Linked DNA regions of Homo sapiens: region 2 is linked to region 1. The links are chromatin contacts, found by Hi-C in ENCODE. All regions are on one chromosome and are shown on one strand. The core of a region is the stretch at or near the end of the contact, and the rest is flanking DNA. Distances in the headings are between cores, read along the strand shown.

Region 1 (3,346 bases), core at 37-2,536:
TTTCATGTAATCACTCCTTATTGAGCTTTACTGTCTACCACATCTAGTGTTCCTGAGTGTGGAAATTCTCTTGTTCACCTCCTGTCCTCACTCCCTTCCAATAAGCCATGTCTTGTTTGGAGGATGGGCATAGAGTTGAGAGTAGTGATCTGGATATGTGGGGTTGGAAAGGAAATTTGAGAGCCCAAAATTCTGCCTGTGAACTTTGAACTCAATTTTCCAATCTCCTTTGCTACAGCTAAGCTCTCCCACCCACATCCGGTGTTTTCCTGGAGGCTGTAGGTAAATGTGTCAAAAAATTCAATTCATTGAAAGCCAGTTCACTTAAATGTCCAACTTGCAATAACTTTTCTATTACCTCCTTTTTTTTTTTTTTTTGACGGAGTTTCACTCTTTCACCCAGGCTGTGGTGAAGTGGGGCGATCTTGGCTCACTATAACCTCCGCCCCCGGGGTTCAAGCGATTCTCCTGCCTCAGCCTCCCAAGTAGCTAGGATTATAGGTGTGCACCACCACGCCTGGCTAATTTTTGTATTTTTAGCAGAGACAGGGCATCACCATATTGGCCAGGCTGGTCTCGACCTCCTGACCTCAGGTGATCCACCCACCTCGACCTCCCAAATTGCTGGAATTACAGGCGTGAGCCACCGTGCCCGGCCTCTATTACCTACCTCCTTACGTTTAGTTATCATTTTGTCTCCATAAAAGCATTTTAAGGCAAATTCAATTTGATTCCGTTCCAGTTTCCTTGCTGTTGCAGCTAGAGTCTGAGGGGCCCAGAGGAAAAGGAAAACCCAGAGGGGCATAAGAAGAATATAGAATATTCATTTTTATTCCTGAGGAAGTACAACCACCATGGATGGAAATCAGAAGTCACTAACTAGCTGTTTACTTCTGGGCAAATCTTTTGGCTCGTTGGCCCGAAAAGTGCAAAACGAGGGTCACAATTTTCATTCACAGATTGTATGTGTTTACACACATACTCACGAACGCTTAGCAAAGTTGAACCTGGAGCAAATGTGTTAATAGCCCTTAAAGGGTCAGTGTATGACGTCACCATAGTAACAACAACAGTGCGCATGCGTTTTTTTTTAAAGAGCCGGCGTGCTCCCGGCTCGGCTCAGCTCGCCCCCTTCCGTGGAGTGCTGCGCCCCCGTTTCCCCAGGCTGCCCCTCCCAGCAGGAGCCAATTCGCCAATCACAGCCCTCCTTTTCCTGACGTCATTGGCGCGTGCCCCGGTTTCAAAAGCTCGGGGGCGGGCTTCTGAGTTCGCGCATGCGCCTCTGTGCGTTTGTCCCATGCTGGTTCCGTGAGTCTGGCCTTAGGTGTCTCGTGTCTGGGGTTGATCCGAGCTGTCGCCGCCGCCGCCGCAATGGGCAAAACGGCCAACTCTCCGGGTTCGGGAGCCCGACCCGACCCGGTGCGGAGCTTCAATCGCTGGAAGAAAAAACACAGCCATAGGCAGAACAAAAAGAAGCAGTTGAGGAAGCAACTGAAGAAACCCGAATGGCAGGTCGAGCGCGAGAGTATCAGCCGCCTCATGCAGAACTATGAAAAGGTGAGGCCGGCGCTGGGGAGGGGGCTCGGGCCGGCCAGCAGCGGGGCAGCGTCTCACTGCGGCGAGGAGTTGCAGAGTGGAGGCGGCGGATCTGTCACCGGGACCCGGCCGGGAATGAGAGGTCACGCCGGGTGCCACAGCTCAAACCTCTGCACCGTTCTGGCCACTCTTCTGCTTGCCACACTGTTCCTAAAAAAATAATAGAAATGCGGCCGTACCTAAGGGTAGGGAGACTAATGCTGTAATAGCTACAGTCATATTCATATTAATAATACTGATGACAATAGTGGTAATAATGACACCTACATTTTTAAGCACTCACCATGTGCTTACAGTAATTGTTTGACTTGATCTGAGGTATGGATATTAATAATCCTATTTAACAGATGAGATAATTGAGGTTCTAAGAGGAATGAAACTTGTCCGAATCTTTCACGCTTAGTAGGTGGTGTGGAATTGGAAGCTAGATCCATGTCTTTCTAATCCCAAAGCCTTTGCTTTTAACCATGAAGCCAGACTGCATCCCTCAACATCATCTATGCTCCTTCCTGTGGCCACCTCATTTTCTCCACAGGCTTCATGTCCCCATCCAAGAATTGGCCTAGAAAAGCTGGACCGCTGGTCTGTTTCTGTCACCTATCATCCCCACATTGTAGCTGGTGTTCCCAGATGAGTATACCTGTAATGATCACTTTGACCTCCTGACTTCTTCCCCCAACCTCCAGACTCCACAGGTCTGTCAATTCCTCTTTTCCCTTTCCCTAAATCCCATGTTTGTTGGTCTTCACCCACATCTTTCAGCTTCTCAGCCCCCTTCTAGTGCAGTACAATCAGGGATTTAACAGATGGAACATTCTTGTAACTAAGGTTGCCATTGTAACAAATTACCACAAACTTGGCGGCTTAAAACAACAGAGATCTTGAGGTCAGGAGTTCGAGACCAGCCTGACCAACATGGTGAAACCCCGCCTCTACTAAAAATACAAAAAAATTAGCTGGGCCTAGTGGTGGGTGCCTGTAATCCCAGCTACTCGGGAGGCTGAGGCAAGAGAATCGCTTGAACCCGGGAGGCAGAGGTTGCAGTGAGCCCAGATCGCACCATTGCACTCCAGACTGGGTGACATGAGTGAGACTCTGTCTTAAACAAACAAACAAAAAAGCCCAGCAACAACAGAGATTTACCTTGTCACAGTTCTGGAGGCCATACGTCTGAAATCAGTTTCACTGGGCCAAAATCAAGGTGTCAGCAGGGACTTGCTCCCTCCAGAGGTTCTAGGGGAGAATCTGTTTCCTGCCTCTTGTAGCTTCTGGTGGCTGCTGGCATTCCTTGGCCTGTGGCTGCATAACTCCAGTCTCTGCCTTCTCCTGTGTCAGTCTATCTCTGTTCCTCTGTTATAAGGGCGCTTACGATTGCGTTTAGGGCCTACACAGATAATCCAGGATAATCACCCCATCCCAAGATCTTTAATTTAATCACATCTGAAAAGTCACTTTTGCCATGTAAGGTAACATTCATCCCTTCCAGAAGTTAATACATGGACATGAGTTGGGATCATTTTCAGCACCACATCCTAGCTCCACCATCTCAGCAGACCGTAGAGCTAGAAACCTAGGAGCAGTCTTAGCTACTTCTCTCTTACCTACTCTTATATCCAGTCGGTCACACTGCTGATCTGTTCTGCTTACATTTTTCAAATGCTTCTTCATCCCTACTGCATTGTCTTCAGTCCCCATCATCTCTTGCCTGGATTACTATAGTAAATATTGCTTTCAACAGGGATCAGCAAAC
Region 2 (3,487 bases), core at 606-3,105, 2.7 Mb after region 1:
TAGAAGGAATTAGAAATGAAAAAATGTACTACAGAACCAAGAGGGGAGAATATGGCAGATGGTGAATGCAGGGAAGCAACTCATATCTCAGAGGCTGATGCAGACAGAGCAATGAACATGACTTCGGTGGCACCTCACTTACTAAGGATAGATCCTCAGTGTGGATATGATTTTTACCCCCACTTAACATACAAAAAACCTAAGGATTGAGAAAAAGGAAAGTGGCTTGCTCATAGAAGGTAGGAGCTGAGGCAAAACTCCTTCCAGGGGCTCACACAAAAATCAAATGATTCAGCCCTGAGTGAAAGGGCACACAGATGCTTAGGGGCCCCCAGTAAAAAGATGAATGCCCACCTGCTCTCATCCACACAGCACTCACAACAGGGTCAGCTGCCATTGTCCCAGAAAGGATAGGCTGCCGCTGCTCCATCGCCTGTTGGGAAGAGTGGCGTGCCAACAATTCTTGAATATTCCTAGTTATCTTGGAAGGAGTCCATAACTCTCAAACCCAAATTAAAGCTCATTTCTCTTTATTTTTTTAAAAAATTGACCTTTTGATATCAAACAATGGTGGGTCTTCACAACCTGAGAAATTTTGAAATCACTCTTCTGTGTTACTGGTTAATCAGCTTAATTCCAGAGAAATTTACATAAGACATAAAGCAAACAATAAATTGGTGATGACAGTGTCACATTTTAATCAATGAAGTTATATTTTCCGAACTTTAGTGGATCCAATCAAGTATCTTTCCATAAAATAAAAACATTCCCTAATATATCTTCTTCTGTAAATCTAGATTCTCTTATATTAAGCTTGCTTGAGGCACAGCATACTAAAATTAATTAAAACGAATTTTAAGGAACCAAGAATCTTTAAGAGAAAGACAGAGCAATTTTTGGTCATTCTTCTTGCTTGAGGAAGTATAGAACTAGCCCCAATAAGGTTCAACTCTCAGAAGCTGATGAGTTGACGCTGTTTACCTCGTGAAAAGAATGTTGTAAATAATCTGTATTATTTCAGTTATTAGTAAGGTAAGTCGCTGTTTGGTCCACATAAAGGAAAATAAAGTTCACAATTGTTTCATCCAACTCCGGGGATAAAAATCAAGGCCAAAGATAAACCCACTGCATCCTTTGCAGTGGGATGGACAAGCCTTGTCACAGAAGGGGAAAAAGAATGACGAAAGGCAAGACAGTGGAGCAAGTGAGGACACGCTTCACCGAGCCAGATCTCCACTCCTCCCAGGGTATCCACAGGGACAAGTCACACCTGGCAGAAAGCTAAGTCACTCAGCTAGAAACAGGCCCAGGGAATTCAACAGAAGGCTGAAGAGCCACTGCTTATGGAAATAAAGCCCCTCCTGTAAAGAACTGCATGGCTTTTCCCTCCCAACCCCAAACCCATCCCACATCTGGCTTTTGTTGTGTGAATCATAAACTGCCCTTTCTTCACCACAGTGATTCATGCACAGAAGCGGAGGTACCCTGAGCCGTCCCACCTTGGAACACTAGTTCGTTCCCCTCCAGCCTGGAAAATCAGCATCACCTCTGACAGGCTGGTTTCTCCACCAGGCTCCATCCCGCCCACCTCCCCCCTCCCTGCTCCGGGGCTTGGAACCCAGACCCCCTCCCCCCGTGGCCCCATCACCTCCACCACCAGCTCCCCAATTCCAGACCAAGCTGTGATCGCCCTGCCCCGCTGGCACTCGCTTGGGTCTGACAGCCACAGCCAAACCACTTACGTTTTTGCCAGAGCATGGCCTGTGACAGGATGTTGCCTTTTCTCTTTGAAGCCGACAGTTTGGCTTCTTTAATGTGAGACCGGGGTGTGTTTTCCTCCAGTGGAGCCACCGCTTGAGCTGAGGCTGTTTCCTGGGCTTTTTAAAGGCCTGGGTTCCCGCTGCGTGGGCCGCGTCATCACATCCTCCCACCTCAGGCACCGGTGCAACGTTTCTGCAGCCAGGCCGCCTGTCACCCCACTGTGCGCGCCCCAGCGGCCCCGGCCCAGAGCGCTCCACACTCGGAGCTAGCCAGCTGGGACAGAGCAACAGCGCAGCGCGGGCAGCCACAGCCTGCACCGGCCCCGCGGGGACCTGCTGTGTGTGGGTGTGAAGGTGGTGTGGGGCAAGCTGTGGGAACCCCGTGTCAAGCCCTCCCCAGGCCAGTGATGAGCCCAAAAGCTCCTCTGGAAAACGTTGATCTTTGCACGGCGCCCATGCAGGCTTCCAGGCCACCAGGGCATGGGCAGGACTCAGCCCGCCATGGGCGCCTGCTCAGCGGGAAATGCGATTCCCAGGGGTCACTGGTTCTCAACTGGGAGGAAACACCTGTCATCTCTTCAAGCCTCAGTAAACAACCTCCTCATTCTTTCAATATTGCTTTTCTGTTTATTCCATTTTGAAACACAGTAGCCCCTCCCCTCGCCCCCAGCCACCCCCAAAATGGCAAGGCTTAATCATGCTGAAATATGGGGGCGCTGGCTCTGATGTCGGCTATGCCCACGGAAAAAGAGGCCAACCCTCAAGGAAGGAAGGAGAACATGCCCGTGCTCTTTGACTGGATCTGGGCTTGTAGGCACAAGATGAACAGAGCCTCTTTGCGAGTGCCCACCCACTGATAACAGGAAGCTTCTTTAAGTAAGTCATGGGCTCACCATCTGGAAGTGTAGATGGTGTTGGCTACCGGTTCCTTCACAGTTTGGAAGCCTTCTGCCACTGCATATCTGAGGTCCACATGCTCAGGCTCCAGGGACTCAGTCAGTTTGGGGTCAAGACCCCTTGGCACACCCCCTAGAGCAGGTGTGGGGCCTTGCTGCTCTGCCATCCATACTGCCTCAGAGCCATCTTGCACCACCTAGACCTGATCATGCTATCCCCTAGCCTACAAAGCATTCACCTTCTCCCTTCAGCCACAGAGCTGGAGGCCTAGAAGGCCTCCCACAATCGAGCCGTTGCCTTCCTTTCCAGCCTCACCACCAACTGCCCTCCTACCACTGGTCCCAGTGCCCTCTAAGCACCACCAAACACCCATGCAATTCCCTGCCTTTGACCTTGCCGTCCTCTCTTGCCGGAAGGACAAACCCCCAGCCCAGAGAATACTTGTTCGTCTTCTCAGATCTTAGAGCACTTTGTTCATTATGTGATGGTGAATTGTCACATGACTCTGACAGTTTCTCAAGGAGGTTTCATCTTTGCCTCTCCAGTGCCCCACACAAGACCTGGAGCATAGTGACCCCCAATAAAAATTCATCTGATAAAGTTATGAATTACTGTCTCTAATCGGTTGCTGATTTGAGGGCAGGTCTTGAGGAGAAATGCTGTCAACATTTTATAAATGATTCACTTAAAAGCCAGAGAAGGCTGTCTCCTGGCTGCCTATAAGCCCTCCCCGCAAAGCCTCTGAAGTTCAGGACAGTGGAGGCCCCCATGCTGTGGTGGCTGGCAGCCCACACCCTGGCCTGGCAGGGGGCAGCATCTCAAGGCCTTGG

Evidence for each region. Hi-C counts contacts between places; a loop is a spot of excess contacts on that map. Pooled maps may share reads with other maps.
Region 2: a loop to region 1 is called in a map with no recorded cell type, with 6 times the contacts of the local background. The contact joins the promoter of POU2AF1 here to the promoter of DDX10 in region 1. A Hi-C loop is called at or near these places in 2 of 37 single-sample maps with no recorded cell type and 5 of 50 pooled maps.

What each region holds. Positions count from the first base shown.
Region 1 is chr11:108,663,783-108,667,128 of GRCh38, forward strand. It overlaps DDX10 (DEAD-box helicase 10), which reads left to right and starts at 1,287. Exons shown (of 18, transcript NM_004398.4): 1 at 1,287-1,557. The coding sequence starts at 1,372.
Region 2 is chr11:111,377,420-111,380,906 of GRCh38, forward strand. It overlaps POU2AF1 (POU class 2 homeobox associating factor 1), which reads right to left and starts at 1,856. Exons shown (of 5, transcript NM_006235.3): 1 at 1,743-1,856. The coding sequence starts at 1,758. RefSeq lists enhancers at 1,783-1,832, 2,483-2,572, 2,793-3,012.